Linked DNA regions of Mus musculus: all the other regions are linked to region 4. A link is a loop called in an ENCODE intact Hi-C map of the cell type or tissue named here. Cell type or tissue: heart. All regions are shown on one strand. Region 1 overlaps Naa35 (N(alpha)-acetyltransferase 35, NatC auxiliary subunit). Region 2 holds the start of Spata31d1d (spermatogenesis associated 31 subfamily D, member 1D). Region 3 holds the start of Naa35 (N(alpha)-acetyltransferase 35, NatC auxiliary subunit). Region 4 overlaps Agtpbp1 (ATP/GTP binding protein 1).

Region 1 (8,000 bases), 110 kb before region 4:
ACCTTGCAAAAATGCCTGGTATTGCTCAGGCCAGCCACACTAGAGTCCACTCCTACATATTATTATCCTAGGAATGCTAGAACCATCTACTCATGAGGTAAGGTGTCAACTACTTGAGGAATATGAGGATGGAAAAGGTGCCTGTTAAACTGCACCATTATTATTATAATAATAATAATTTATATTATTATAAAGTACACTGTAGCTGTCTTCAGACACACCAGAAGAGGGCATCAGATCTCATTACAGATGGTTGTGAGCCACCATGTGGTTGCTGGGAATTGAACTCAGGACCTTCAGAAGAGGAGTCAGTGCTCTTAGCCACTGAGCCATCTCTCCAGCCCAAGAGGGAATTTTAAACACATTCTGTACGAATGGCAGTTCCACAGAAGCCTCGATTCTCACCACTTACCTTGAACATCCCAGCACACATGTTCTGATAGGCCTGGCTCATTGTGATCTCTCGGCTCAACGGACGAACTGCAATTAGAGAAAAGAATCTTTATAATCTTTCCCCCTCCCTCCCTCCCACATTACTTCTTGCCAAAATTCTTTAGTACCAGATCTCTGAAGAGCATGTTTGCCTAACTTGTCAGCTCACTTCAGTTGTATTATCTGTAGATTTTGGTCATAAAGTTTAAATTAAGAGAAACAAGAAGAAAAACTCATTTAAAAAAAATGTCCTGCTCTGCTCTATTTTTTTTTTTTAAAGAATCAGGAGGAGTTGATGTTGGGAAACTGGAAGGAGCAGAGGGAGGAGGAAGTGCTGTAGGCATAGATGAGAGAAGGTTTTGGCTTTTTAAAAAAACCCCACCCCCTGCTTATTTACTGAACATAAACTTCACTTTTGCTTCTCTGATGTAAACTTTATGACCAAAATCTACTAATAATACAACTGAAGTGAGCTGACAAGTTAGGCAACTGTGTTCTTCAAAGAGCATACCAACGACTTTTGGCAAGAAGTACTGTAGAGCCTTTGAAACGTCTGCTTCCCAGAGATCTGTGATTGCCTGTCCACACCCACCACGACAGGACAACTCCAGATGGACTCCTGCTTGCTCTCCCACTTAGTCTGCTTGTACAACTGAGGACAACTTGCCTCCTGCTCTAAGACCCTCTGGTGCCTGGAGGTGCAAAGGAGCTCAGAAGCAAGGCCCACCACTAATGCTGGCTGGGATCCAGTCTCTCTTCCGTTAATGATGGCGAGCGAGAAAGAAGCCCGCAGACACATGCAGCCACTTCGGCTCACAAGGAGCTCGTCACAGACGTGTCTATCAGACAGTCCACACAGCCAGATGTGATGGCGCACACCTGTAATTCCAACACCCGGCAGCCTGCTAACCTAAGACACTGTCAGAACAGGACTCAGGCGGTCTACAGCACCTTTCTTTTTCTTCTTTGTTTTTTTGCTGCTGCGGCCTTTCTGCTGTTCCTCCATGATCCTCTCCTCTGCCATCTGAGAGCCGTCAGCGCGGCTCAGGGTTGACATCAGCCATGCATACAGGAACTCGGAGAGGTACCTTAACAGTCACAGAGTATCAATTAATGACAGAGAGCTACAGGAGACAGCTTTGCCAACACAAGTATTAGTAATCATGGACAGGTTTTATTATTTCATCCTGACAAGAGGGACTGAAGCCATGGCCTCAGAGACGAACACAAGCAAATACTCTAATGTGCCTTCAACCCCACGTGGACAGTTTGTAATGCTTTAAAATTTGAAAAAAACAAAAAAACAAAAAAACAAAAAAACTTTTTTTTTTTGCCGTTTGATCAGAGTAGATCTTATGTAAAATGAGCACTAGACATGATCTCTCCCTTTTCCCAGTTTACAACTTCTCAAAAGATTTCTGGATAATTATCTACATTCATACAAATTAGAATATCTTTAATTTTTTTTCACTGTCAGGACACAATTCACTCCAATCTATTAAGTAAATATTTTCTTTGCAACAAAAATGAAACAAACTGATTTAGAAAGTACAGAAATTATTAGTATTATATAACAATCATTCTAAAGCTTAAAAACATCTAGGCTTATTTAAATTTATTCAAAATATAAAATAAGATATTCTAGTTCAACGCTAAAAAAGAATTTAACCTTACAATGCACTCTAAACCAGAAAAGCAGTTCAAATCTAGGAGAAGGGACGCACTATTTTCAGTGTAACCAGGAATAAGGTAAATTAAAGACTACTCATATACAATTAAAAACCAAAGATCTATAAGATGTTTATGATCTCTTATTATACCTATTTTAGGATGCCTATTTCCAAAACTGCCCTGAAAGATACCAGGTAGGCTACAATATCAAAGCACATATAAGACATTACATTGAAATGTATTATTCTTCTTCTTCACATTGTGTGAGGGTGACAGATGGCGATGAGTCCAGAGAGCACACATGCAGACTACAGGACAGGTCTGTGCAGCCCGCTCTCTCTTCCCACCTTTCCTGTGGGTGGAGCTGAGGTCATCAGGCTTGTGTGGAAAATGCTTTGACCTGCTGAGCCATCGGCGGCCCACGGAAACTAGTTAAAGTTGCCTTTGGAATTGTGTTTTGAAGCTGCATCGTCACAGCTCCTGAAGGAGGCACAAGGGGTCCACCACTGCATGGAGGAGTGCAGAACATCAAGAGGCACCTGGCGGCTCTTAAGGAGGACATGTAGTATCACTTTACAGACTACAAAGGAATCCCCACTGAATACCATACAGCCAGAAGGTTGCTCTGTCCCCTCAGTGCAAAGGTCCCCAGCGAGATAACAGGTGATACTTTCCACATTCTCTGAGGACAGACGGTGAAGGAAAGGGCTGATAGGGCCCTTCCAAACACCAGCTGCTCGTTTTTAAGGACTTCAATAGTCTTTCCTCTCTCAGGGCAATGATTAAGTTAAATGAATTTAACTATAAGTTTAAAGAGCAAACAATACCAAAGTGTAACATATCAAATTTTGACATTTGATGAAGAAACTGTTTAAAATTGTCTCGATCCCTTGATAGGTGAAGATAATTCACGATTGTCATCGTGATGATCAACACTTGCTTGCTGTGTATTTTCTACCTGTTCTCATGTCTAAGATAGCCGCAAACAGCCTCTTCATAGAACTCCCTAGCTTTCCCTCCACTGAAGGGGAAGCTGCAGCTCATCTCCCAGTGATTAGCCTGCAGTCATGGTGTCCACAAGAGAGCGCATTCCACCAACTGCACCCGCACCATGCACCCACTAGTGCTGCACAAGTCAGCAAACAGCACTCTCTCTTCTCCACAGTTGCAAATAAAAGATGGTCGAATTAACCCATTTATTTTTATGAGTATTTTCCATAGAATTATTCCAACAACAGAAAGGACATTTGTGTAATGTTACAGCAATATTTGTGTAATGTTACAGCACTAAAGATGTATACTTTGACCTAGCTCTAATTCTCAAAATATTTTACCAACTGTGCCACAACAGTAAAAATGCACTAAGGAAAAATATTCCAGGGGCCAGTGAGATGGCTGTGCTGGTCAAAGAGCCTGTCAGAAAGACCGACCACAGGACTCCAATCCCCAGAGCCTATCCTTATAAAATCAAATACAGTCCCTCGCATCTCTAACACCACTGTTCCTACAGTGAGACTGTACGAGGAAAGTAACCTGGGGATTGCAGTCCAGCTGGCATGGAGACCGTGCCTCAGCACGGTGAAAGGGAAGCGTGTGTGATCAGAGACTGCATGCACACAGCAACCCCGACTGTACACTTTATAGATGCACACAACGTCTCTGCTCTCGCCATCACTGCTAGCGGCAACAGCGCTCACCAGTAGATGTAGTAGTACTCATGCATGCTGTACAGCTCCAGCTCAAAGCCACTGAGCAGATACTGGATCATAATCCGGAGGTTATGGTAAAGAACCCAGGTTCCTAAGCAGGCCAGATGTTGTCTCTGAGGCTCCTGTTTCAACAACATAGTATGAAGCGCTGCATCAACCTTCTCTGCCTGTCAAAACAATTGTTACTTTAGGGTCAATTAGTCAGATAGTAAGAGAATCTGAAAATATGAGCAGAAGATGTAAATCTCACACTCCAAACAAAGTCTTCCTTTCAAATGCATCAATGGTAAGGTTTGCAAAGGTCTTACCCTGCAATACTTAATATTTACCCAAATTATTCCTCAAAATAAACATGCACATTAATGCAAGTTAGTTTATCCAGGCAAGGAGGTGGACATGTTTGTAAGCACGGAGCACCACCAGTCTACTCCAGAGACTAAAGCAGGAGGATCATGTGAGCCCGCCCAATGGCTAAAAATAAGCCTGCGGAAACAGGCCCTGTCTTAAAACAGACAAGCTTCAACTTGTGACCTCAGGTCTGTGGTGTTAGTAATGGGAGCCACTGCTGGCCGTGAGTCACCTTTAAACTGTTTCATGTCGGGTAACTTGTCATGAAACCATAGTTATCTACACAAGCCACAATTTATCTTGATGACAAAGCCATGATTTAAGATGCTTATAAGGTATATCCTCACATTTCTTCAAGTACGTGCTTCTCTTGGACTATAAAACTGTTACATTTTAAGTGGAAAAACAGGTATATCAGAGTAAAAAATTAATCCACAAATCACTGTTTTGAAGAACTGCTTTTCAAAAGTTAAAGTATAAAAAAAGTATCCTGTGAGACCCAGGCTGGCCTCAATGCATGATCCTTCTGTGTCACACTGCCAAGTTCTGTGACTATCGTTAATGCTCTCACAAGAGCTTGCTATTCTTGAAACCTATGTCTTGATGAATTGTACAAAAGACATCTGGCTCTTACCTCATCTTGCAAGGTAGCAAACTCCTCAAGAATGTGACCAAGCTTGTCTCTCTGCCGAGCCCTGTTATGGCCATGGATCTGAACAAGACTACAAAACGGCTGTAACACACAGACAAATTAGTAACTGTCAACATGAACTTCCTCTATCCTAAAGAAACAATATGCCAAATTCTTAAATCTTGTTAAATGCATGTAAGAAATGCACAATTACACTGTTGACGTTTCTTACACAGGCGCCCATTTTTAAAGACTTCAATATCAGAATTTATAAAGAGATGGGAAAAGGAAGCTTTTTGTGAAATATGATTTCCTATGGCAAAAGTATACTCCTTCAGGAATTGTCCTGCATTTCCTTTTCTCCTTATTTTAAACTAAGGTCAAGATTACAATACTAATGTTTCTGTGGTAGTTGAGTCAAGGCTGCTACCTCTGGCTCTTCTATTCCTAAGGACCTAAAACACGGCTTCCTGTAAACTCTGGAACACTATACTAATCCGACAACAGACACGTATGGTGAGCAGCCTGCATTTAGAAAATGTGACTAACTTCTCTGAAGCATAACAAAGCTTGTATCAGTGACCTCTGACAGGCTGTCTTTGGACTAGCAACTGTTTTAGAAGAGTTCAGAGGTACAGGGTGGGCATCTCTCATCTGAAAACTCAAATAACTAGATGATAGATAGATAGATAGATAGATAAATGGATAAATAAATCAAGACAGAGTCTCACTCTGTAGCTGAGGGTGACTGATCCTGAAGTTGTGATCCCCTGTCCATTTCCTGAGTGTTAGGACAAAAGGCCTGTATCACCAAGTCCAGTTTTCAAAAAAAATTCTGAACATTAAAACTCCCCATACTTGAGAATATGCTAGATTGCAGGTTTTTGAAATAGGGATACTCAACTCACAAATATTCCAAAACCTGAAACATTTTTAGTCCGGGCACCTCACATTTCACAGAAGTGATGCTCAGGTGCTCAGCCTGCTAGCATCTCACTCTTTAAGATGTAATTTCCAGAAAGTAAAGCAATACACCTGCGATAATATTACAGAAATAAAATCCAGTCTCCTTAGTCTTCCACCATACAATACTGCCTTCATGCTCACACTTGCACACACACGTAGCACACATGAACGCATGCAGTAGAATTAGCCCCTAGAGAACTTCCTAATTGATTATTCTAAGAGAAGTGTTAATATAATGAAGTGAGAGAACTATTTATATAATTAAATAAGAATGACTAGTAACTTAATCTACAAGTCTGTATATTTCCCCAAACTGAAAAAAGAAAAGTTTGCAACTTTATTTAAACTAACAGTCTTAATTTACACAGAAACCTTTCATTACAGCAGTACCAAGATAAGCATATAGGAATGTTACAAAAACATTTTTTAAGGTCAAAAGTGAAGCTTGTATGTCCATTTATAAAGCATACTAGGGAGCAAGGGCTTTCCCAGCCAGGAGTTACAATGTTTCACTTCAGTCCCCATAGACAGTGGTAGTTATCTGAACCTGCAAAGAGTACTATACTCACTCAAGCAGTAAGAGGAGAAAAAATGTTAACATAGTCACTAGATATGAATAAGACATGGGGGAAGTATAAATGAGTAAGAAAGAACTGTGCAGCATAATTTTCCAAGTACCCATCACAACAACCCAAGTTGAGTTCTTACCCGAACACAGTGAGTAACAAAGGAGTCGATACAGTCCTTAGCCTGGTGATTATTATATAGGCAACACCTGCAAGATAAGATTCACATCACTAACATCAAACTAAGTAGCTTAGGCAAAAGAAGCAGTGATTACTACAGAAGCTACTGACAGAGAAAACACAACCAAACCCATGGCTAGGTTGAGGAACACCAGCATGATGCTAATCGTCTCATACTCCTGTGCTTTGCACACACATGTATGCACACAAGTGTAGTCAGAGTAAGGTGTCCAAAGCCCATGTCTCCCTGGCCTTCTGCCTCTTATTTTACAATATTATCCTCTCAGAATCTAGAGTCCTAAATCAAGATGCAGCCTCATTTGCAACCAGAAATTGTCCATACACCACCACTCCATGTTTCTTGGACTTGTCTACTCTCCTTGAGAAATGTCCTTCCTCACCTAACTGCCCCTTCCTCGAAATTTTTAAGGACCTGCCACCTAGTCCTGGAGTAGGTACGGAGGCTGAAAGATACCAGGATATTAAAGACAAACCACGAAGAGATCAGTGATAGGGGATCTAAGGGGACCAAGGAAAAGCAGAAAAGACTTTCCCCTGGTGCCTTGATGGCACTTTGACAGAGATGAGCAATCTCGGATGACTCAGAAAGAAGGAGAACCTGACCACACAACAGAGAAGGACAGGTGGCCAAGAGAGAGCAAAGCAGAACACAGGAACAAGGGCTAGAAAGAAAAAAAAGAAAGAAGAGAGGGGGGAGCTAGAAGACTCTGTCTTTAACTGACAAATAGTAAGATTAGAATGCAAACCCTCCCTGACTCTTTAAATCTAAGTAGCTGAAGGAAAGATGCTCACAAACAGCCTTAAAGGAAGGACAGAAAGCACTCCCGACAACAGCAGAGCCTGATGTGACATGGATGTCACAAAGAATATCTGTAGGTGATCCAAAGACCTAGGGCATCAGCTAATTGTGCTGCTGGTTTATGCAAACTTGACACAGCTGGAGTCATTTTAAAAGATGAAACTTTGCTTGGGTAAAGCCCCTTACCAGGTCGGCCTGTAGGCCTTTTCCAGCTCACTGTGGGTGGTGCCACCCTGGACTGGTCGGTCCTGTGTGCTGTTAGACAACAGGTTCAGCAAGCCAGGGGGAGCAAGGCAGTGAGCAGTGTTCTCCAGTCCTCTGCATCAGCTCCTGCCTTGTTCTACCCTGGTTTTCCTTAAGTGATGGAGTGTGACCTGAGAGTTGCAAGCTGAAATAAACCCTTCACTCCCCAAGTTACTATGGTCATAGCATTTAATCAAAACAACAGAAACCCTAATGAAGTTGATGTAAAAGGAGAAAAGTGAAACAACTGCTAAACAAGCAATAAGGAAAATGATATGATTTGGTGACTTAACGGTGAGTTGTAGAGAAGACTGGCTAAAAACCATTCTGGTAAAACTCCTGAAATCTTGAAAAGAAACCCTAGTGAATCAGAGGAAAATTTCAAATCACTTACAAAGAAGAAAGAGAGAGAGAATTAAAACAGCATTGGGTGG
Region 2 (8,000 bases), 210 kb before region 4:
CTGAGGGCTTAGCCTCCTCCCCGCCCTCACAATGGCTCTATGACTCTTCCCTGCTCTGTGATGCAGGCCTGCCCACTTACAGCCTCAGCTCTCAGCTGCCTTAGGCAGCCCCTGAGATTCACACTATGAAAAAGGTTCTCTCCATTCTCAATAGCTCCATTCTAACTAGCGCTAAGGAATCATGGTTGAGCATTGGCTCCATCTTCGTGGACATTTACCCCAAATGCATCATTCTGAGTGTACTTGGGCTGCTGTTTTTGTTCCTAAGGTACCTGATACTGAAACCCTTCTTACCCACACAGACCAGCCAAGGAGTCAGGAAGGTAAGGCTGTACGGAGACTTCCTGGGGGCACTCTCTTCTTTTGTAGTCGCTTTTTCTACTTTCATGTTATCCAGTGAGTTTGGCTGTCTGAGCGCAGTACCTGAGCTGTTACGATACTGTGGAGAGGAGAGAGCACTGCGGACTTAGAGCAGGAAGCCTGGGATGGAAGGCATTAGTTTCATCTGATCTATAGCCTCCCTCCCTGGGTGTCCATGTCCAGTGTAAAGCACCCATTCCTGGTCTTAATGGCTTGGCTCCAGGCGTCAGGCTTTCTAAAAGAGAACTGTGTCTGCTGACATTGGGTCCCAGGCCCCAGTCCTGCCTCAATATGTTCCTTCAGCCCCCTTCTCCTGGCCTTCCAACTATGGCTACAAGGGACCTCTGAGCAGAATCTGGAGCCTGAGCTTTGAAAGTGTCTCAGGGGCAGCATCACCAGAGCCCTGGCCCCAGAGTCTGTGCTGCTCAGCTCAGGACGTCATCTTGATATTCCCAGCCTGAAACTTGCAGATGAAAATCTTCCTTTGTTTTTCCTAAAGAAGGAAAAACCTGAAAATATTCTATTACCTTTGAAAGTAAATAATAATAAAGATAGGCATTAAACTCGCTTGATGGGAAATTATAATGTTCTTGGTTAATGGACGTTTTGGGGATCCTAGGGAAAACATCAGGAAAAAAAATATGTTTTCTTTTTGTTCACAGCAACAAGGCAGAGCTAAGCGGGAAAGGAGAGCGTCATTTAATGGTAGGCTCCCAGCTCGAAGGTCTTACCACCCCAGTTTCTTTCTTCCTGTCATTTCCATAAGCGTCCAGTTCCATGATCTGAGGCTATTCCGTCACCAGGCACACACTCTGTCCCTGGCAATAGAGCCCTCAGAGAAGACTGAGGAGGAGCCCTGTGTCCCCCCTCAGCTCACCACAGGCAGGAAGCAATGATACCTGACCTGGGCAGTAGGTGCTGCCCATGCGGTGAGCACAGGAGGCATCTAGGGAGGACTACGGGTTATTTGGGAGCCCCAGCTCCCACTCCTAGTATCATGTGTGTACTTCACACCTGGATGCTCAGCCATCTCTGAGGAAGCCCAGCTTGGGAGCTCCTGTGTGGGGTGTCCATGAAGAAACACGGGAGACTGAGATGACTGATGCTCGTGAAGAAACACGGGTGAGCAGGTGTTGCTGGCACTGTTGCCAGTGACGTCACCACGTCTCCTGTTTCCTGATATCAGACTACAGTAGCTCAGGTGTTTCCCTTAGAAGAGATGCGATGCCCACATCTTTGTCTTTCATTCCAAACAACCCATACCCCTGCCTTCCAGAATTCAGAAACTTCCATGGAGAAGCTCGGGAGCGGAGGAAGCTGCAAGCTGTTGTGCAAAGGTGACTCTTAACGCCTTTCCTTCACCGCCTGTCCCCCCAAAACCCCACCCCAAGGTCAATGTGTCCCGGGGACTTAGCATAGCCTACTCTTGTCATGGGAAGGGATAGCTAAAGGAGCAAAGGAATAAGTGTATAAACTGGGGGTATGGGGTGAGACTGCAGCCTCCCTGGTGGCCAAGGACAGAGCAAGAGGAATAAGCACAAAAGCTTCGGGTATCCGCACCCCAAATGGGCTGGTAGACCTTCTTTTTTATGCGTGCTGGTTGTCCTAGTTTTGAATCTGTCGGTGTGATAAAACACCCTAACCAAAAGGGACTTTAAGGAACAAAGGTTTCCTTCAGCCTACACATCCAGACCATGCTCACTTGTTGAGGGAAGTCAAGGCAGGAACTTGAAGGCAGACCTGACTGCTACTGTACACATCATTGCCTCCAAGCAAGGATGTGAGCAACCTACTTCACATCCAAGCACTGTGGGGAGTACTGCTTGCTAGCTCAAGTGGAGGTAGGTTCATAGTCAACTAGTTTTCTTAAACACGGCAGCACCATCTGCCTAGGGATGGGCCGGGCCTTCAAACAGCCAAGACAACCTTCCCGCAGGCCTGTCTTATCTAGGCAATCCCTCCACAGAGTCTCTTCTCTCAGGTAAAGCCTAGGTTATGTCAAGTTGACAGGTAAAGCTAACTGGAACCCAGGTCCTGACTACAGATCTGAACTTTGTGTGTTCTTCAGCCCCTGTGGGCAGCTCTACGACCCCTTCTACTTCCGGCAAGCGCTTTGTCAGGATCCCCGTTGTGATGTGTGCAATGGAGCCACAGTGAAGGTCAGGCGACTGCTCTCATGGGCCAGCCTAGAAGACTGCTCTGCCTCTGCATCCAGTATGGCTTCCATGGCCTCCACAGCTTCTGTGACTGAGGCCTCATTCACTCTCTCTTCTTCCCTCTCCCCAAGCCCTTCGGGATATCAGCTCTCATCTTTTTCAGTTGCACCTTCTCCCCCTCCTCCCTCCATTCTCTCAACTAGCACGTTCACCCCCTTGGAAGACACCCTTTTGGGCACACCACAGGGTGACTCTCTGCCACCAGAGCCCACTCTCACAAGCACTGGTTTCCCACTGGATCACCTCCTACCTCACCCACTTCCCAAGTCTCCTTCCGTGGCACATCCTGCAGCTCAGCAAACAGAAGGGCCTTTAAGACCGGAAGACATTCTCTCCTTGGCTGGCAGCCATGGTGACCAGTTTCTCCATGCAACAACAACTTGTGATGCCTTGCCAGTGTCCTACCAGCAGCAGCCTGGTGCTCAGAGCTCCTCCCCATCCCAGTTAAAATGCTTAGTTAACCAAGAGATACCCAACCACTGCTCTTCTGAAGATTTTTGGCGGGGACAAGCCTCACCCCATTTCACAGTGCCCCAGAAAGTCCTGAAAATACTTGAGAGACAAGAGGAAAGCCAGGCTGACGTTCTTACACTGAAGGACAGGGAAGGAGAAGCAGAACCAACTGCTGAGCAGAACCTAGGAGCCTCCTTTCCCCTAGGGGGCAGCAGAGTCATACTCAGCGAGCTCAATCCTCAGCAGGGGCTTGCTCAAGTGCAGAGCTCTGGGGGCCAGTTAGAGGCCATGCCCATGCAGCACTTCTGGGGCCTCCCTTATCTCCACAGCGAGTCCATGAGCTGTATCACTACACTGTCATCTCACTGCTCTTCCATGTGCATCTGGTTCAACAGGACCACAGACTCCCCGGCCCTGGCTCCCCCCTCACCTCTGCCCTTGCCTGAGAGACAATCACAGACCTTGACTCAATCTCAGTACCAGAGCATCCAGCTTGCCACACCCCACTCCCAGCTTCAAACACTCCCAGGGCCGTCACCGTCCTCTCAATCTCAGGTTAGGGTTTGCGGTGTGTATTTCCGCAGATCCCAGGAGGCAAAAGCTCTATTGCAATCGGAAATCCACCACCTAGAGTACAACATGATGGCGAAAGACCCGGAGAGGGAGTGGGCTTTACCCTCTGTGGTCCAAAAACCTCAGGAAGAACTTTCCCTCCTTCCTTCAAAGCTCTCCCTGGCCATAAAGTCCTCCAAGCTCCAAACTCCCAGGTCCGTTCCTCCTAGAGACTTCCCCCTGGCTGACGGGTTCCAGAAGATGTTCGAGCAGCACCTTCGAAAGAGGCTCATCCTACAGCGCTGGGGCCTGCCTCAGGGGATCTATAAGTCGCAGCTGTGGGCAAATCCTGACCCTTCAGAAGCATCTAAGAGCAGCTCTGGGCTCTCTGGCTTTAAGCACAAAGACAACAAAGCCTGGCCCAACACTGTGTCGAACCAATCTGGAAGCCCCCAAGAGAAGTCTGTTTCTGTAGAGAGAAAAACAGTAAAAGCACACGAACAGACTCTAGAGATTATCCAAAAATATATCTGCAGTAACTCCAAGACTGCTCTAGACAACAGCCTGCCATCTGACCATGAGAACCTACAGGGCCACTCAGGCAGTCTGTCAGATCAATCTTCAGAGACCTCACAGGTAAGCCAATGTCGGAAAAAATTTGAAACTCCTCCGAAAGAACATTTGAAAAGCCACATCGATGGAACCAATGAGGATCAGGTCCCTGTCACTCTGTCCAGATTAAAGCATCGTCCCCTTCATTTTAAGCCATGTGTGGGCAAGGAAGAAAAAAAGGCTGAGAGACAGTCACCTTCTGATATCAAGGATGAAGATACCAAAAGCGTACACAGAATTACAGTGCCTGGCGTGCAGCAGACATCTGTTGTCTTAGACACCACCATCCTGAAGGAGTCAGAAGCCAAAAAACCCAGCCCAGATGTGCCCAAAATGTTGGCTAAGGCTGGCCCCATGCCAGTGGGTAAGAGCCTAAGTTCTAGCAAAATAGTCCAGGGGCCTCAAGGGACAAAGATGGATGACAAACACGTATTTGTATCCAACAAGGTCAGTAACATAGTCAAAGAGCAGCTCGGTGGCCTTCAACCACGACCTACCAAGATCTCGAAAGCCAGCCAGTGCAAGAGTGCTAAAGATGGAGATGGGAATACACCAAGCACACAAAGAACCCAGTTAGCTGGAAGAGCCCCGGAAGGAATATCAGGTCCCCCGGACATTCAGGCATCTGACTTTAGTTGTCAGGTGACCAGGGAGGAGAAATCCGAATCAGAAAACCGTCAGCCCATCCAAGCTTCAGAGCCCCCAAAAGTCATGCTCCCTGTCTCAGATAAACTCACTCACACACCTTTACCCATTCATGATCAGATGCCTTCCAGCGCTCTCACCAATGCAGTTCAGGTGCAGCCACAGGAGCCTGAGATGCCTGCTCACTCCTTAGGCAAGGGTCTGAACAAGGACAGCCCTCAATCTGCCAAGAGGTCGTGGAAAATAGAAGGGGTTGCAGGGCCTGAGACGTTACAACCCAGTGGGAAGATTCACCGTGCGCAGGATAGCCCGACCCCGGGGAATCATGGGAAAAGACCGATCCCACCGTCACCGCCCGTGAAGGCCCTGTCTCCTCCTGAGCATCACTTCAGGAAGCAGGTCAAACACTTTTTCCAGTGGCTTTCTCCTGACAGAAAATGCAAAGGACAGGAAGCACTCCTGAAAAGGGGCACTTCCCCACCGTCACCAGCACACGACCCGGAACAAAAGGGGAGAGCTACCTTTCCTGGGAACACTGTAGCTCAGAAAGCCCTGAGAGACTTTGGGAAGGTCCCCAAGGAGCAACCGGGGCACAGGCATGGTGCGGCAGATACCATGCGCCCCCGCGTGCCCGTATCTCCGCCCACCAAGCCTGTAAAAACTAAGCCGAAGAGAGAGTATTGCGTCCCAACAGACCCAGTCCAGGGACGCCAGCTCCACCCCCCAGCACCGGTCTCTAAAGTGCCAAGTCCCAGGTTCCACAATCAGGCCGCTGCTTTTGTTGATCAAAAGAGATGCGTGGCAGAAAGGGCCAGACAGCCCCAGAAATGTGAGGCTTTACAGCCTCGCCCATCCGCGTCCCACAGAGAGTCAGAACTGCGCCAAAATCTCCTGTGGAGTCGAGCTGGGAAAGTTCCTCAGGGGACACCCCCCTTTGCTGTAGGGACTATGTTGGCCGACATGTCCCGGTTATGTGAACAGAAAATTCTGGCTCAGAATTTCAGAGGAAAAGCTTTTGTCCCCCAGAAATAATCCACCTCTTAACAGTACTCAGCACCCTCAATAAATGTTTTCATAAAGTAATGTCTTTTGTGTGGTGTGTGTGTGCGTGCGTGTGTGTGTGTGTGTGTGTGTGTGTGTGTGTGCGTGTGTGTGTGTGCTGTGCATGGAGTGGATTTTAGGAAAACACAGGGCTCGTGTTTAGGGAAAGGGCTGGGTTCATTCAGCTCTCACCAATTTCATTGTGTGCCTCTGAGGTGGCCTGGCTCCCTGTGCTCTTGTTAGGAATGGATGTGATGAGCCTTGAGAAGAACTTTTGGTCCAGCTGGCTTCCTAACTCTCAGCTCAGCCTTAGTGCTGATGTGCAGCAGCCCACACCTCCCCCTCATTGACTCTCATATCCTTGAGAGCGAGGGCCTCCTTACCCTAAGATGTGTCACCTGCAAAAAACAGTTCATCCTCTCAGAGTGGTTTTGACTCTGGAAAACCAACCCAGAGAGACAGCTCTCTTCCCGAGTCATTTTCTTCAGCCTGTTTGGGTTTGTGTTGCTAGGATGAAACATCATGACCAAAAGCCACTCGAAAGGCTTATTTGGCTTACATATCCCAAGTTAACGTCCACTGAGGGAAGGAAGCAAACTCAAGAGCTGCTGCTGCTGCTGCTGCTTGCTGGCTTGCTCGGCCTGCTTTCTTATAGAACCCAGGACCACCTGCTCCCTCCTATCAGTTGGAGGGACTGGACCCTCCATCAATCATTAATTAAGAAAATGTCCTACAAGCTTGCCTGAAGCCCAATCTTAAAATGAGGCATTTTATCAACTGGGGTTCCCTCCCCGCAGATGACTCAAGTCTGTGTCAAGTTGATAGAAAACTAGCCAGCACAACTACCTAATATTCTCCTAGGCTACTAAGGAACCTTGGCAACCCATAGGTCTGCCCCACCCATCAGCCTACATTTATCCTAACTCATGTTGTCTTGCCCCACCAGCCTGGCTAGTTAGTGTTAACCAACACACACTAGTAAGCTAAGTCCTGAGCTGCCTCTGAGGCTGATCCCAGAGGCCCCTAAGCAATCCCAGCGTGCCTCCACGTCTCACTTTACTCCCACTACCCACTTCCCAGTGCCATTTCCCAACGTACTCTCTTGTATGGCCAACTAACCTGCCTGCCAGGGCCTTTCCCCAGATTCCCTTGGCATGGTCCTCTGTGCTAGGCTGCCCGTTTGCCCAATTCATCCAGCCATATCACTGTAACCCGTCCTGATTCGGAGCCTCTTGGCCTGCAACCTGCCTAGTTCACGAGCTTTCTGCCATCCTGTGCCGCTGCCCTCCACCCCATTCCAACGAGTGCAACTTTCCCCAGGGGGCACTGCCTTCCTCGCTCCATTCTGTCGGGTACGCTGTGGTCCTCTAGCCCCCCCCCATGACCTGGCCTGCCGCATGCTGCTTCCCCCCCCCCCCGCACCCCCGGTCTACCCAGCGTGCTGCAGTAACACCCCGCTTGTCTCCCACACCTGCTTATCCTGTTTCCTGTGTCTCCTCCTCAGGCCAGCCCCGCCTCCTGGTTTGCCAATAAGCATTTCTAGCAGCCCCCCTTCCTAGCCTGCATCTACCAAGCTGTCAGCAGATCATGTTTCTGGCCGCCATTGCTCCACACAGCAGACCAGTTTCTCCAAGTCACCCATCTGCCTGCAAGCCCACTCTGCTCCATAGCTTACCCTAGTCCATCCACATGGACGCCCAGGCTGTTACCTGGACTGTGAGCCCTCTATTCATCAGATTACCTTTGGCCTACCAGCAGTCTGCCGCTTAGCCTACCTGACCCTATTCCACCAAGCATGTCCCATACCATAGCATGCGTTGGTGTGGCTGCCTGTCTCACCCTAATGTAGCCTGCTTTGTTGCCTCTTGATTCTTGTACATGACTGCCTTGCCTTCCTGAGGTCCTCCCTTCCAGACATCTCAGTCCACGGCCATGTGGCCTGCTCTCTAATGCCATTCCTCCCGTATCCATTCCCTACCTTACCCTGGTCTATGGCAGCCTGCTCAACCAATCTCGTGTTTTCAACTTGTGGCCACTGACCTGTCAGTCTGTCTAGTCTCTGATTTCCCATTGGTGGCTGGTTATCACCTTACCCTAGTCTACAGCCTGTCTGACCACAGT
Region 3 (8,000 bases), 70 kb before region 4:
CTAGGGGTAGACACCCAGACATAGGCACAGGCAAGGACTTTCTGACTAGCCCACGAACCGCACAAAAGAGCCCCAGAATGGGCAAAGAAACCATTGACAGAGGGAATACAGCTGATGAAAGGAGAGAAAACCCTTGCTTATTATTCTTCAGACAGGGGTTAATATCTAAAAATAAGGAACTCCAAGAATTAAATACCGAAAGAATAAAGTGTCAAACAACAAATGGGCTAATGAACTGAACAGACCATTCTCAACAGAAACTTGAGTAGTAAATATTAGTACAAGAAATGTTCAGCACCCTTGATCACCAAGGAAAAGGAATTAAAACTACTCTGCAACTGCACTTCCCCCTAGTCAGACTGACTGTGAGCAACAAGACGAACTGCCCATGGAGTGAACCAGGGGCCCCAAACTCACTGTGGGTGGAACCCGCATAGCATGCTGAAAATCAGCCAGAGATTTTCAAAAATACAAATAAATAAAGCAATCTAGAGCCATCACACTACCCTTCTGCATGAACGTGGGCATAAAATCGGAAGGTCTTATCTCACAAGATACCTCACGCCCACATTCACAGCTGCTCCAGTCACAATAGCCAGGGAATGGCAGCAGCCTTAGATGTCCACCAACAGAGGAACAAATAATGAAAATGTGAGATAGACACATTGTGTATAATGAAATGTGAGAAAGACACACCATGGAATATACACACTGTGGAATTACCTCAGCCATAACGAAAAATGAAATCCGCAGAAAACTGGATAAAAGTAGAAAATAAATTATGTGAGGTAACTCAGGCTCAGAAAGGCATATTCCCTGAGTACTGTCTCCCATGCGCTCACTAGATGCTAACTGTAATCCGTGCATTTACATGGAAGCAGAAGACCATGGACCAGTAAAGAACCCATGAGAGGGCAGGAAGAGGCTCTAAGGAAATGAGGCGCGGAGGGTAGCAGCACTCAGTGACAGGACAATACAGAGAAGAATACAGGGTACAAGGAGAAGAGGGGAGAGAGGGAGAGAAGTGACATAAAAGAGAATCAACCAAAATGAGTACATATGAAAATGTGATGAGAAAACTTGTTATCTATATGTAAACTATAAACATCAAGAAAAATACACTTGAAATCTCAGGCTCGAAACCTTTCCCACTGCCCAAAAAACAAGCTCAAACCAACAAAGCAACAGCACTGAACCTAAACACTGTTCTGTGGCCAGGCAGTTATTTAGGGTCGACAAAGGCAATTCAGTTTAGCTCACTCTAGGGTCTTGTCCTCACCTTCACTTACAGAAATGAGACTTTTCCTTTAAGACACAACTTCACCCTTTCCCACTTAAGGCTCATGACGCCAGCTGTCCAACAGAGATGACTTTAAGAAAAAAAGAACACAATGACAGATGTGAACCATTTAGTCACCCCAACATCTGAGCATAAAACCTGCCATATAACACAGCTCTCCTCCTGGTAGACATAGAGCAGTAGACTTACAGGGGAGACTTAGTCCAGGGTTCTTCTACTTTCTCACTGAGACAAACTTGAAGTGGACATGTAGTTTGAACCATCAAAGGGACAGAAGGCACATGGTTTCTAGCCCCGGCTGGCTTCCTTTCTACCTGGTGCTGCACCCAGTCTTCACTCCTCTCCTTCAAAACCACCTTGTTACTACCAAAGACCTGGCTGGCAAGCACATGGGTCAGGAAGGAACACCTAACCACCCAAGCTTCCCACTCTCCCTTATCTGCACCACCTTACCCAGTCTCTCGGCTCACTTTCCCGACCCCAGCACCACTCATCCTATGCCTTTACTCAGTACCCGGCCTTGAACCCATCCTCTCTCAGTCCAAGCTCTCTCACTGCTGACTCCTTCCTCTCGTCCTCCAGTCTGTCCCTTAGACTGCACACACTCATGTGTGTCACTCTAAACACTTGCTGCTGGGGAGGGAAGAGTGTTCTTACAGAGGGAAGTCTACACCGCTCACAACAGTCTTGCACTTCTCAGCTTCAAGTGATCCTGACTCAAACACCCAAGTAGCTAAGACTACTAATGGCACTACTAGTACATGCCACTAAATCTAGTTATTACCAAACACTGTGGCCCTACTATGTGCCATACACAGCTCTATATTCTACAGTTATACCCACGATCTCTGCCACTATCAAGCTCCTATCAGGGTAAATAAAGCACAAACACCTACAATCCTGGTGATAAACAGGGTGGCTCAATTAAGATGCCCTTTAGCCTATCTGTTTACAGGTTATCTGCTTACAGGTGCCCTTGTGAGCCTTCACCAGGAAAGATACATAAGATGTGCAAAAGCCATACACAGTGGTCTGATACAAAGTAACTCAAGGTGCAGGGAACACAGTTCACAGAGCCAGGCAAGGCACCTTGGTATTCACTGGGATAAGAGTGGGAAGGACAGGGCAATGGGAGGAAACAGCCCAGAACTTAGGAAACCATGCCGGAGAAGCCTGGGAAGTCACCAGAGGATCTTAAAGAGAACAATAGGACACGGTCATTTTTAAATCTCAAATACGCAAAAATTCTTGTGCCCAGTTAAGTGTGTGTACAGGTAGGCACTGCTATCACGGACTGATTATCTAACCTGTTGAAGTTAGGAAACTTTAGGAGAAAACTGTCAAGGAGCCGGAAAGAGCATTTGGTACACAATCATGAGAACCAGAGTTCAAACCCCAGCATAAGCCAGGATTCCTGAAAAGGCCTATAACTCCATCTCCAAGGGATCCAACGCCTTATTCTGCCATCCACATGCACTCAAGTGTGAGCACCCTCACACATATGTACAAATACAGAAAGAAAAATCTCTCTTTAAAAAAATCGCCAACATCCGTATTTAAAGTTTTACCCGATATACATTTGCTTTAGACCAAAAGTAAAAAAGCAAAGAGCAGAGTAATGTATGGTTATCAACACTGAGCCTGACATCATACTCCAGGCTTGTAATCTCAATATCCAAGAGGAGCAGGAAACTCAAGGTCATCTCCACAACAAGAACATTGTCAGCCTGGGCTACAGGACACGTTCTCAAAAACAAAACGACAAATCTGAGTAAAAAAAAAAAAAAAAAAAAAATCACAAGGTTGTCTTTCTTTTTTTTCTTATTCTTTCTTTCTTTCTTTTTTTAAGTCAAAGTTGAGAAAACCTCATGTATCCTGCCCCAGGCTTTGAACCAAAAAGCCCCCAAATTCAAAACTCACCTCGACAAGCATCTTCAAAATCCTGGGTTATGTCCACCCAGCTTGTGCTACTTTTTTCCATTTTTTCCGGGACCCCGAGCTCCCATCCCGAAGCATCGTCGTCTACAGTAGCTTTCATAACCATGATGCCTGCAAAGGGAACATTGGTGTGAGGCTGGGAATATAGCTTTGGCAGGCACAGGAGCTGCAAAACTGCCCCAAGTGTTGGGTGAAAGACTTCCAAAACTCTGCAGGCAGAACGCCTTTGAATTCTGCAAAAACAAACAAACAAAACCCAACCACCTAGCTTTGAGCAACCTGACCTCACATAAACCGGGCTGCTGCTCCCGCACTGATTCGCACTTGCCAGGACTCACAACTTCTTCCAATCCCTCCAGAGATCTTCAAGCATCCCAGCCCAAGACTACAAGTCCGGAGACGCCGGCTGTCAAGCCCGGCCTCCGGGAATCAGAGCCACCCTCAAAGCTCGGCAGCGACCGAGCATCCTTCACCTGGCGGGCTTCGCAAGACCAGGGCCTTGCCTCGCCCTGCAGGCGCCTCCGCAGAGACCCTGGCCCACCGCGGGCCGAGCGCCACTGAGACCGAGATCGAGGCGGAGACCGGTCCACGCGGGGAACCGGCAGCAGGCGGCCCTCGTCGCCCGGGCGACACGGGCACAGCCCGGCCTCCCGGCGCGCGCCCTCGGCTCCGACCCGAGGCGCGGCGAGGAACCGGCCGCCGGTGCCCACTCCCTGAGATCCGCCACGGCGGACTTCGGGGTCGTACCGGCCCCACTTGGGCCACCCCGGATACTTTCCCACGACCACCCGCGTCAAAACGCACCGTCCGCGCCACGGAGATAACGACACCGACAATACCGTCGCCGCCGCCGCCCCCTCCCCTCGCAGCCCCGCCCCGCCGGCCGCGTGCACGCATGCGTACGCCCTGGGCGCGCGCTCCCGGCTCCCGACTTTCGGGACTCCGCGCACCGACCACGCCCCCTCCCTCACCTAGGCCGCCGCATCCGGGTAGGCGCGCATCCTCTCTTCTCGCGGGATTATAGCACATCGCGAGACCGGAAACCATGCACCATTTTCCTCCCCTCCGGCCGAGACCCGGCCGTGGGCGGAACCCAGAGAGAGGCGGAGCCTGGAGTGCTTCCTGGGAAACTCTTTAAGGTGACTCAAGGGTGAAGGGGAGGGGTAGGGCTTCCGGGGAGGGGCCAGCTGCCGGCCGTATTGCTGTTTTGTGGTTGTGCAAACTGACCTTATTTATTATGTCTTGCATTCAGCGCGCAAGCACTTTGTAAAGGAAAGAAAAATAAGACATTTACATCGAGCTTGCTAGCACGTTTCTTCCAAACTCAGATGTTTTAGTTTTATCTTAATAATCCTGACATAAAGTAGATTGGGTGTGGATGTGGGTGGTGTTTGGAAAGGAACCCAGGTCCTTTAATTAATGAAAAAATAAAAATATTTAAAAAGGACACGACTGCTTCTAAGTATGGTGGAGGAGAAGGTTGAGTGTAGGTATGAAGGAGAGCATAGCCAGAGTCAGACATCCAGAAGGGTCCAGAGGGAATGTGACCCTGAGCCGGCTCACGGGAGGAGAGCAGAGAGGAGAGCGGGGAGACCAAGGGGCCAGGGGAAGGGGTAAGAGAAGAACCAGGTAACCAAAATGTCTGCGAAGGCAGCTGGGGGGCAGTGCAGCCCAGCCCCTGTGCTGGAGTAAGGGGGCCGGGTATGCCAGCCATAGCTTCTACCAGGTAGAGACTGGGATTCTAGGAGAACGTTCCGTTCCGCCTATACATGTTAAATAGGTATCTCCGTTAGCATTTGTCCCAGGGTTGAGAGCTAACACTCAGTAAGAGTACACAAGCAATCTGTCATTGGGCTGTATCCTCGGACTTCATGTTGATTGTTTAAATTTTTTAAAAATTGTTTCCCCCATGGAGTGTATTTCCTGAGGACAAGAACTTTGTTTTCGTTTAAATTGCCCTAAAAACGTAAGGCATGTAGTTAGTTCTCCTTAGAAGAGGAGAATGAGTAAAGAAATCGCACAAACTGGTTTAATGACCTTTTGAGACTCCAGAAGAAACCTAGAAAAATGTGAACAGGGTTCATCTGATTTGTTCAATATTGTGTATAAGGGCGTGACAAACACTAATTTGATAAAGATTCATGGAGGGGGCGGCTGTAGAGATGGATCATAGGTTAAGAGTGCTTCCTGTTCTTCCACAGAACTTAAGTTCCATTCCCAGGACCCACTGGAGGTAGCACAGCTACCTGTAAGTGTGGTCCAGAAGTGCACTGGCATACGGGTGCTGTACACTCAAGTAGACACATAAATAGATCTTTTTAAAAAATAAGAGGATATATGGGCTTGAGAGATGACTCAGTGTTTAAGAGCACCAATTGCTCTTCCAGAGGTCCTGAGTTCAATTCCCAGCAACCATATGGTGGCTCACAACCATCTGTAAAGGGGTTTGGTGCCCTCTTCTTGTGTCTCTAAAGACAGTTACAGTGCACCCATAAATATAATAAATCTTTAAAAAAAATAAAATAAAGCCGGGCAGTGGTGGCACACGCCTTTAATCCCAGCACTTGGAAGGCAGAGGCAGGAGGATTTCTGAATTCGAGGCCAGCCTGGTCTACAAAGTGAGTTCCAGGACAGCCAGGGCTATGCAGAGAAACCCTGTCTCGAAAAAAAAAAAACAACAAATAAATAAATAAATAATAATAAAATAAAATGAGAGGACATAAAAGCTCTGTGTGTGTGTGTGTGTGTGTGTGTGTGTGTGTGTGTGTTTCCCTGGCAATTTAACCTAGAGCCTTAGTTCTACACTAAGATAAATTCCTAACTCCCTCGTATATACTTTCTCACCTCTAGATCACTTGATTATTACAATGTAAATGTCTTCTGAATGTTTGCTGTATTATTTAGGGAAGGATCACTCCATTATTCTGTGCATGTTCAAAATATTTTTCTGGATGTTTTTCATTCCTTAGCCAGATCCATGGCTGTGGAGTCTCTGTTTATCCTATGCTGACTGTATTTATGTCTCTTTCATAGTAAAGGTCTCTCAAGTCCTGACTGCTGGCTTTCAAATGGTAGATGGAGCCATTGTGTTCCCTGCAGGGACTTGTCAAATGCTGACACCACTGGATTCATCTGGGCTGTTTGTCATGAGCTGGTTTAGTTTCAGAGAGGTGGCATCTCTAACCCAAGGCCCTCCTGGATGGGCTGTGCAAACTGGATACTGCACAGCTTTAGTGTAGGCATCAAAAGGTCCCTGGAGCTTTGCAACCGAGTCCTGCTCTCAGAATCTGCCAGCTGCCAGCCGCCAGCCGTTGAGTAGCAGAAGAAATCTGGGACTTGAGGGAGGACAAATCTCAAATCCTTTATGACATTTTGCTGGACTCTTTTGCATGGGGTACTTTGTTATCCTTTTGTTATCCAAGCCGCACCCTGCTGACAACTCCCCCTGCTTGCTTCGCCTTTCACAGTCTTCTCAGTGGATTGATCGGGGGCAGAAGGGAACTCCACACAACCGGGAAGAAGTCAGATCGTATGCTTCTTAAGCATGGAGTCCTGCTTTAGCCTCGCCCTGCCCTTCATCTCTAGAGATGCTTCTGTGAGTTCTCGAATGTGCAGTGGTGCAGGTGTGTCCTGCAAGTGACCCCATCCTTTTGGAGTAGCCATTGTCCAGCTCCTCTATCTGCCCATCTTTTCAACTGTACTGTCTACTTCTTCCCATTCCCTCTGCCCTTGTGTCTTTTACAGAGATTAACATTTTCACTCCTCCACATTGAATAGATAAATAGATAACCTGGCTTTATGATGGTGTCTAAATATACTCCATCCCCAGTGTTCTTACTTGTAACGCTTTGTAATTGGGGGTACTGTGATTGGGCACAGCCTCACCTGTGCAGAGCCCACCACTCACTGCACCTCCCGTCGTCTTTTTACTTTTTACTTTCAGACAAGGGTTGACTGTGTAGGACGGACTAGCCTCAAACTTGTGATTCTCCTGCCTAGGCCTATCCTGAGACCAAGTCCAGCAAGGGACAGGCACTGTCACTTGCAGAGTTGTAAGAATCCGACTTTCATGAACTGCAAAATCCCAAAATGCATCGCTCTTTTCCGTGTTTTGCAGCTCCATCGTAAATTACTTCTCATCTGGTTTTCTTGGCTCCATACAAGAGTGAGGCTTAGTACTTCACTTAGTCACATTCCGGGAATATTTAACACTTGTGGGACTATTGAAGTTATTAGTATTTGCACACAGTGATGATCACACCTGGACTCGTGAGGAGAACTTTGTCACCCCTCTTCATCCTGGCCCATACACGGACTTGGCTTTGCCAATGTCCCATGAACTAGAGATCTTAGAGTTCTTTACATGGCTGTGTCCAGGTCTACAACACATAGTCACTCAAGGCTTCCTCTATTCCAAATTCCTCATCATATAAATTCATGTTTGCCTGTCATATGGAACCGTCTTAGGATTTCTATTGCTGAGAAGTGACACCATGACCACCTCAACTCTTATATAGAGTTGAAAAGTTAAACTCTTAATTTTATTTAATCAATTTAATATTTAATTAATAAAATAATAAAATTAACTAATATTAATATATAACTTACAGTTCAGAGGTTTAGTCATTTATCACGGTGGGAAGCACGATGGCGCTCTGACAGACGTGGTGTTAGAGAGTAACTGAGAGTTCTACATCTTGATGCACTGGCAGCAGGAAAGCTAAGAGCCACTGAGCCTGGACTTTAGCTTCTGAGACCTCAA
Region 4 (8,000 bases):
GGAGCATATATTTTGTTTCAGTTTAAGTAGTACCGTTCCTCACTGCTACCAGGGATTGAACCCATAGCCTCGTACATGAAGGTCAGGTGCCCTAATACGGATCTGTGCTCTGTGGGTTTTACCACCATGTAGAGGAGCTTATACCATAATAGGAGTTAAACAAGGGGCTACAGAGCGACAGCATTCCTAGTTGTGTTTGACTTGGCTTTGTGGTATGATGCACCTGTCTGACACAGTGTCCTGTCCATCCCCAGGCCTGTGCAGCCTGAGAACAGTTGGTGTGTGCGGGTGTCGTTGTCTTTTTAGGCTTGGCAGTTTGGAGTGTCTGCTCAGTGTACACAGGCCCACATTGCTTTTCTTTAAGGTGAGCCAGGCACAGGCCAGTTTGGTAGACTCAGTCTTTATAATGTGACAGCTCCACAGATGGGAACTTTAGCATTCCAGAAGGCTGCCAGGCTTGCTCACCTTTGTGGTCCTCAGCTGCTGGAGTCTTGCTAAACAGTCTAGACAGAGGATGCAGTGTGTCCCTGTGTCTGAGGGTAAGATGGTGTTGGTTGGTGAGCTTCTGCATAATAAGGATCTTTGACATCCAGCCGTCTACACAGCAGATCGTACACCTCCAGAGCAGGCAGGCCCCTTGTCTAGGCAACCAGGCATCGCCTGCACAGCAGCACGCGGACTTCTTTAGTTCTGTGGCAGTCTGTTCTGTCTTGCGCTGGATGTGCCCACCTCAGCAAGACTACGAGGAGTGCCAGGAACATCTGCTGAGGGGTTCTGGCAGCTTTCCTATCACAAAGGAGAACCTAGCCCTGGTGATTCATCTGCAGCCCCTCCCTATGCTGGTGGTCCTAAGTCAGTGTCTCAGGGGGCAGGACCTTTGCCTAAACAGGAAGCCCTTTGTAGATGACTGTCGTGCTGCCTACCTGCCCTGTATGCCCCACCCACCTTAGAGCATGGCAGCGGCCACACGGCGCTTCATCAACAAGAGGTTTATGGGTTTATGTTAGTTGACATACAAGATTTTTTTGAAGGTGGTTTTAGCCAATTATAGTGTAAATTTTATAGCTTCTGTATCCATAAAGCATTGGTTTCTGATGTAGTTATGAATGCTTGTTTCTGGGTTTCCTTGTGGTTGTGTTGGTTACATTTCGGGCCTCTGGTCACTCAGTCTGTGCGTGTTCATCTGGTCACTTCACTGTCTGTGCCTCTCCATCTGTCACTGCTTCCCCCTTACCACCCACTCGCTTCAGCGCTGGAATTTTTTTTTCTCACGTAGTTTTTCATGTGTACGTACATTGTGTTTCATAATGTAGATTGTAAAACTATCCATTGAAGTGATGTTTCTTTTAATTCCAATCCACGAAGGAGGAGTGTGTAGTGGGCATTCAACAAATGCTTCATGTTGAGTGAGATGCTTCAGATTGATAATAGCCATGTTTTTAGGGAAAATTATGGATAAACCTTCAAGGAGATAGCATAGTATGTAAGCTTACATTTTTGAAGTTGAAACTGAGGGCCATGTTTTTCCCCAGTAACTCACTTTTTATAAATAATTTGAATTATAGGCATTCTACAGTGATAGAAAAAAAAATGTACCTTTATGGCTGATTATGGTAGCTGATATCACTGTGTGTAACTGAGCATGTTCAAGAAAATGTACGTATTTTCAATTTTTAGGGCTTTTACCACATCCTGTGAAGGGGGAATAATTAGGTTTACTTCTGAGCTGTAGTGTTTACAGTTGTTAACCCGTATATCTAAGGATCCTAGCACATGGTACTAAAGTTAAAGTGAGAAAGCTAAAGGCACTGTGAGCGCCGCAGGTCTGAGTTAGACCATTAGGACTTGTCCTTATTTTACTTCTTTTGTACCCAGGGCCCCTGAGGCCTCCCTTCTGCTGCTTTGTGTACTCTGAAAGGTCAAATGGTGACACTAACTGAGCCCATTTATCTAGCTTGAGACATAAAGACTTGACAATGTTAATGTTATTAAAATTATACAAATACTTTGAGTATTTTAATCTTATTATCTAATTTTGAACTCAAGGGCAAGATGCACACAGAGAAGCACCAAATAATGAGTGCTGTTGCAAGAGTAAATGCTTGGAATGGGTACAGACAGATGATACTTGACAAGATTGCATGCTTTTATTGTAGATTCATTTCACTAGTTTTGTTGTTGTTTGTGTTTTCTTGTTGTGTTGACAGGGTTGCTTTAGACACTCTTGCTGCATTGCTAAAATCAAGTAAGTTTTTAAATACTAGAAATAATAGTAATTAAAATACTTTAAATGTATATCTGTGTTCAAGAAGCTGGAAATTAGATTTAGTGTATATAGTTAAAGCTATTTTCTTATAGTCAAAGTTCCTGATGTCATATTAGGTTTATTTCTCAGAAAATTATACTTATATGACATTTACTTCTTTCCTTTTAATGACAAGGCTTTATGTCCTGTTAGAAATATGAAAGTGATGTGCTTAAATAAATTATCCAAGGGGATGGAATAAACTCTAGCTCAATAACCTGTCATCATAATACATATCAGCTTCATATAACATAAGTTTAACATAGTGACTTTTATTAGAAATTTTGTTCTCACCGTAAGTTCAAATTCAAAACACTGTGGAAGTGGTGTGATGGGAACTTGGAGCAGTGAGCTTGTGTGCACATAACCTGCTGCCTTCAGAGCTGATGCACGGGCGTGTGAAGGTGCTGGGGAACGAGTGCTGCATGTATGATGCGTGTACTCTTCATATGGGACGCGTGCGTTCTTCATACATGCTCAGTATGGTTTTCAACTATATTCATAGTATTCTTCCATAAGATCAGTTGCTTCATTAACATTTAATCTTTACATATACTCTTAAAGATCTCTGTTGATGGCTTTTCTGTGCCCCCCATCCCAGTACATAGTAGGCAGGGTCAGAAACTATTGTCAGGGGTGGGGCCCCCTTGTTCACTAAGCTTTTGTGCTATATACTTTTAAAAGTCTGTGATTAGTTAAAAGTTAATCCGTTTCTTCTGGCACAGTGAAAGGCACTGTCATTCCAGTAGGCAGGAAGCAGAGGCAGGGGGATTGCTAGCAAATTCAAGGCTAACTTGGTCTACGTAGTGAGTTTCAGGTCATTCATGACTACATAGTAAGATCCTGTCTTAAAATATGAGTAAAGATAATTTAAAGATGTGATTTTTATGTTTACCAAATTCTCATTTACATGTTTCCCCTTGGGGCCTCAGGTGGGTAACTGCTTCTGTCTGGTGTGATAAACTATAGAACAGGGTCACCTGATGAAGCAAAGCAACTGCTGAGTAGTTTATATTTAATAGCTCTTCAAATTGCACACTGCACAACACAGGACACATAACAATACACGACCGCGTTGAAGAGCAGGTTGTAGAGTTTGAAATGCACTGGGGCAATTCGGAACATTCTTTATGAGAATTTAAAACTTGCTTATTGTGGGTCAGCCACTTACATTAGTGGATAAATTTGCCCTAAAATAAATGTGGTATGGGAAGTGCATGCAGGAGTGGTGAGCCCAGCGAGCGTGCCACCCCGAGTGTAGCCAGGGCCTCACTGGGATGCACAGGAAAGGGTGCAGCTCAATAGCAGACCTACACTTGGTGCTTTGAGAGGGAAGGAGTTTGTAATGGAATCGTACATGAGTTTCTTATGCTTGTGCTCAGTGCAGATTGTAGGTAACTCTCATCTTATTTTAAGGGCCACTTCAGCACCTATGTTTGAATTATAATGCATTCTTTATTTGGCATGTTACTTTTAAAAAATAACATTTCCCCTAAGTACCATTTAGGCTTTTGTAGATTGCAGCAGAAACAAAAATGTAAATATTACAGTGACCGTAAAGCTTTTAGCAAAGTCTTTTTCACAGCTAATAAAGGCTTATGCATGTCAAGTGGTGTAAACAAAAGTGTGTATTCACTTAAAATACTTTTGCTGTTTTTGAGACAACATCTGCCCTATCAAGGCTGGCCTGAACATGCTATGTAGACAAGGATGACCTTGAACTCCTGATCTTCCGGCCTCCACCTCCTGAGTGCTGAGATTACAGATGTTCACCTTCTTTCTCGGTGTATGTGCTGCTGTGGGCTGAACCACAGGACTCTTGTTCCTGATATAGGCAAGCACTCTATCAACTGAGTTAGATCGTTAGTTAGCCTTAAAGCACAAGGAAATAATGTGGGCCAAAACAATTCAATGGATGTAAGTAGCAGCAGCCTTGCAGAGACCAGCCATGAAGACCCAGTAGAGGGTCTTTTTGTTGACTTTTGTTTTTTTCTTGTTTGAGACAAGGTCTTGTTATAAGAGGCCAGGCTGGCAATCCTCTTGCTTCCAGCACCTGGGTGCTGATACCAGGATGCACTAGACTAGTTCACAGTAGTTTACAATAGAGGTTTTAAAACACTGTCCTAAGAGACCCACCGCCTCCCACTGAGCCCTTTGTACCTGTGTAGTGTCAGAGTATAGTTGTAAAGGAGAATGAGTCTCTATCTATGTGCTATGATTCAGTCCCTGTGAGCCTGTGTAGAAAGTAAGGGTCACAGTAGGTGGTTAAGGTCAGCACCATCTCGTCCACCGCCTAGCCAGCGCCTCCTAGTGGGTAACGGAGATTAAGAAGAGCTTTGAGCTTGCTTGTATCTAAGCAGCCCCGGTGGGCTGCCCACCCCGCCCTGCTCTGCAGCCCTTACAGACCTGCCACAGCAGCTCTGGGTAGCACCCCTGTTGTCTTGATGGCATCCCAGGGCTGCTGCTTTGGTAGGTGTGTCCTTTTGGGTTGTAATCTTAAGAAAGAGAATTCAAATGTATGGATTCTTTAGTTGTGTTCCATTAAAATTGATCAATTTAAGAAAACCTATAGTTTTTTTACATTAAGATTTTACTACCTAGAAAAAAACCTATTTTATAACCACATACTATTTTTTTTTACCTTCTATGTACAATAAATTATATTTTAAATTTTATGTTACTAAGAAGTGGATATCTTATATAATTGTGGAATAACTAGAACTGTTAATTCCACTGGGAAGATAAATTTTATAAGTAACAGTAGGTATAATTCAGTGGATTAAACAGCTTGTGATCGAAATAAGCAAAAGTGATAACGGCTTTAACAAAGTCATGCTCGTAGCTGGTCACTCAAGGAGTCTTCTGTCTCATGAAAAAGACACTTAAGTTTCAAAATATATGGAGTTTTAAAATCAGTAAAACTAAATATAATTACAGACCTTGCCATAGTAAATAAATGTATTTTCAGTCTTGTTGAGACCATGCTGCCATGAAGACCCGTTGGTCTCACACTGTGGTCTCATCTTGACTCTGGGTGTGCTGGGGCTGCAGGTGTGCACCACCAAGCCCAGCCAGTAAGAAGATGCCAGTATTTGTAAATCATGATAAAATAATTAAGCAGGAATGTTTTTGGAAACTAATGATTTTTGGAATGGGCTATAATTATTTTATTAGAAAATTATTAACTAAAGGCTGGGAACTGATCACAATACTGATATTCTGCTTTTTGTTTGATTCTTTTAAAAACTTTTTCCTGTCATTTATAAAATTACCTTTCCCAATTTTCTTTTGTTAAAGAGACAAACGCCAGGAGAGCGGTGGACAGAGGGTACGTTCAAGTGCTTCTAACCATCTATGTAGATTGGCACCGGCATGATAATCGGCATAGAAACATGCTCATTCGGAAGGGGATTCTACAGAGCTTAAAAAGTGTCACGAACATCAAGTTGGGCAGAAAAGCATTTATTGATGCGAATGGGATGAAAATTCTGTATAACACTTCTCAAGTAAGCTACTTTATTTTTGTTATTCTGTTTTAATGATAATGTTTTGGTTCTTAGGAAAATGGATTAATGCGCACGTACTTAGGAAAGTATACATATGATAAATATATTTTAAAATTTCTTCACACAAAGAATTTCACTTGATTTTCACATGTGATCTCAGAGGTGACTAGAGAGAATGGCGGGGGCATTTGTCTAGAGAATGAACCTTGTACTGCAGCTATATAGAATGTGCCCAGTGGGAGGGTCTCCTGATGCTGTGGGCGGGTATCTGTGTGCCCTTACAAGGTATTTGAGGATTCGCCACTGGAAGGACCAATATGCTGTGAGCATTAGGAGTGTCTTTCTACTGGATAGAGCCATGCAGACAGAGAGAGAAAGCTAGATGTAGCCTGCTAGCCCTGCAGGGTGTCTTAACTTCACACATCACCACAGTATGCCACCAAGGCCTTTTCTGCTTCCTGGGGATCGTCATTAGAGGGGACAGAGGGAAGTTGCAGTGTAGCCTCCTGTCCTTTGAAGTGACCAGCCAGTTATTCAGGCTGCTCTTTGTTTTCCACACAATAAGCAACCTCTCCACATGATAGTAGTTAAGGTATTAAACATATGGCATGTTTATTCTGACTGTATTCATTTTTCCAGAACTATCTTATATAATCGTTTTTACTGTCCAGATACACACTTAATAGGTATTGATGTATGATTATGAATTAGGTGGTTTAACACTTCCAAGCCTTGTCTGTTTAACTAAGTTAGTCATGTGTTGAAGATTCTGTAGTATGTCAAAGTGCCACCGAAAGGCCAGTTGTCACTGACAATGTTGTTAAGTCACCTGTTCTTGACACTGGCTGACCAGCCAAACTCTTAGGTGTCTGAGTGGGATCTGCTCTCATTGTTGTCTTGTAGCCGCCTTTTATAGGAGAGAGAGACACAGTCAGTGCACCTGACTGTACCTCTTGCACTGTAGCCAGCCGCCTCTTATAGGAGAGAGGGAGGGAGGGAGGGAGGGAGGGAGGGAGGGAGAGAGAGAGAGAGAGAGAGAGAGAGAGAGAGACAGTTAGTGCACCTGACTGTACCTCTTGCACTGTAGCCAGCTGCCTCTTATAGGAGAGAGAGACAGACAGACAGACAGACAGAGAGGGGCACAGAGAGAGACACAGTCAGTGCACCTGACTTTACCTCTTGCACTGTAGCCAGCTGCCTCTTATAGGAGAGAGAGAGAGAGAGAGAGAGAGAGAGAGAGAGAGAGAGAGAGAGAGACACAGTCAATGCACACGACTTTACCTCTCACACTGTGGGTCTCAGTGCTGCCCTCACTCGTCACGCCCTAGACCTGCCAGGTGTTGGAGGGACTCACACTTGGTGACTTTCACTGTCAAAGATAAATACTGAGTTTTGCCTAGTGAACGTTTTAAGGGAAAATGCTACTGGACAAGTCACATGTGCCTCCCTGTTACAGGTACTTCTGAAGAGCAAGGCATTAGATAGCTCTGTTGTGTTGTAGTGTTCCCTGTGTGCTGTTTGTGGCTACATTTCCAGTACCGCAGTGCTGAGCTGTGGTCTAACTCTCATCATCTTGTTTGAACAGGAGTGCTTGGCGGTCAGGACTCTTGATCCTCTTGTCAACACATCCAGTCTGATAATGAGAAAATGCTTCCCCAAAAACCGCCTTCCGCTCCCCACCATTAAAAGTTCTTTCCACTTCCAATTGCCAATTATCCCTGTGACTGGACCTGTGGCCCAGCTCTACAGCTTGCCGCCTGAAGGTAGGGGTGGGCCATGGGCTGCTGTGGGAGTCCGTGACTCTGTTGTCGAAAATGTGTATCTGGTTGTTTAATGTGCGCATGAGGTGTGAAAATACACAAAAATTTGTCAGCAATCAATGTAAATATTAAAAGTATAAGGTGGAGACATTATATAAGTTGATGTCATACAAGATAGTGACATTACATTAAGAGGATGACATCAGATGCTCAGTATGTTTGCGATTACCTGTGTAGCTTTTTAAAAGAATTTTAATTACACATTGGTAGTAGCATCATTATTGTCACTATGTGGGCATCCACATATGTTGTGTGTGCCATGTACATGCACATTTGTGCTCCTGGGTCTGTGAGCACGTGAGAGTCAGAGGACAGCCTTCAGATGTTGGTTCTTCCCTTTACCAGGTGGTTGCAAGGATCAAATGTATA

Evidence for each region. Hi-C counts contacts between places; a loop is a spot of excess contacts. Peaks named below come from ENCODE experiments on the same cell type or tissue, not always from the same donor. Only the 100,000 strongest peaks of a DNase experiment are listed, where the experiment ranks them.
Region 1: a loop joins it to region 4, with 2.6 times the contacts of the local background. A loop is called at or near these places in 2 of 42 quality-filtered maps.
Region 2: a loop joins it to region 4, with 3 times the contacts of the local background. A loop is called at or near these places in 11 of 42 quality-filtered maps.
Region 3: a loop joins it to region 4, with 4 times the contacts of the local background. A loop is called at or near these places in 8 of 42 quality-filtered maps.

What each region holds. Positions count from the first base shown.
Region 1 is chr13:59,621,398-59,629,397 of GRCm38, reverse strand. Naa35 (N(alpha)-acetyltransferase 35, NatC auxiliary subunit) reads right to left here. Exons shown (of 23, transcript NM_030153.2): 15 at 6,466-6,532; 16 at 4,795-4,893; 17 at 3,801-3,979; 18 at 1,384-1,520; 19 at 413-480. Among named protein-coding and RNA genes, the nearest start is that of Naa35, 40 kb to the right of the region's middle. In heart, a CTCF peak has its summit at 3,198; a DNase peak (open chromatin) is centred at 4,287; H3K4me3 peaks cover 363 bases; H3K27ac peaks cover 2,009 bases.
Region 2 is chr13:59,723,846-59,731,845 of GRCm38, reverse strand. Spata31d1d (spermatogenesis associated 31 subfamily D, member 1D) reads left to right here and starts at 94. Exons shown (of 4, transcript NM_177711.3): 1 at 94-323; 2 at 1,023-1,065; 3 at 1,637-1,697; 4 at 2,429-5,921. The coding sequence starts at 126. The coding sequence ends at 5,870. In heart, no CTCF peak of the experiment used is centred here; DNase peaks (open chromatin) are centred at 3,245 and 5,148; H3K4me3 peaks cover 820 bases; H3K27ac peaks cover 1,902 bases; H3K27me3 peaks cover 574 bases.
Region 3 is chr13:59,581,502-59,589,501 of GRCm38, reverse strand. It overlaps Naa35 (N(alpha)-acetyltransferase 35, NatC auxiliary subunit), which reads right to left and starts at 4,169. Exons shown (of 23, transcript NM_030153.2): 1 at 4,043-4,169; 2 at 3,221-3,349. The coding sequence starts at 3,344. A230056J06Rik (RIKEN cDNA A230056J06 gene) reads left to right here and starts at 4,279. Exons shown (of 2, transcript NR_045633.1): 1 at 4,279-4,377; 2 at 6,272-8,000. In heart, a CTCF peak has its summit at 4,896; DNase peaks (open chromatin) are centred at 4,271 and 4,881; H3K4me3 peaks cover 2,489 bases; H3K27ac peaks cover 2,135 bases.
Region 4 is chr13:59,511,898-59,519,897 of GRCm38, reverse strand. Agtpbp1 (ATP/GTP binding protein 1) reads left to right here. Exons shown (of 26, transcript NM_001377097.1): 9 at 2,208-2,245; 10 at 5,603-5,811; 11 at 7,397-7,574. Among named protein-coding and RNA genes, the nearest start is that of Agtpbp1, 41 kb to the left of the region's middle. In heart, a CTCF peak has its summit at 4,621 (motif pointing left); no DNase peak of the experiment used is centred here.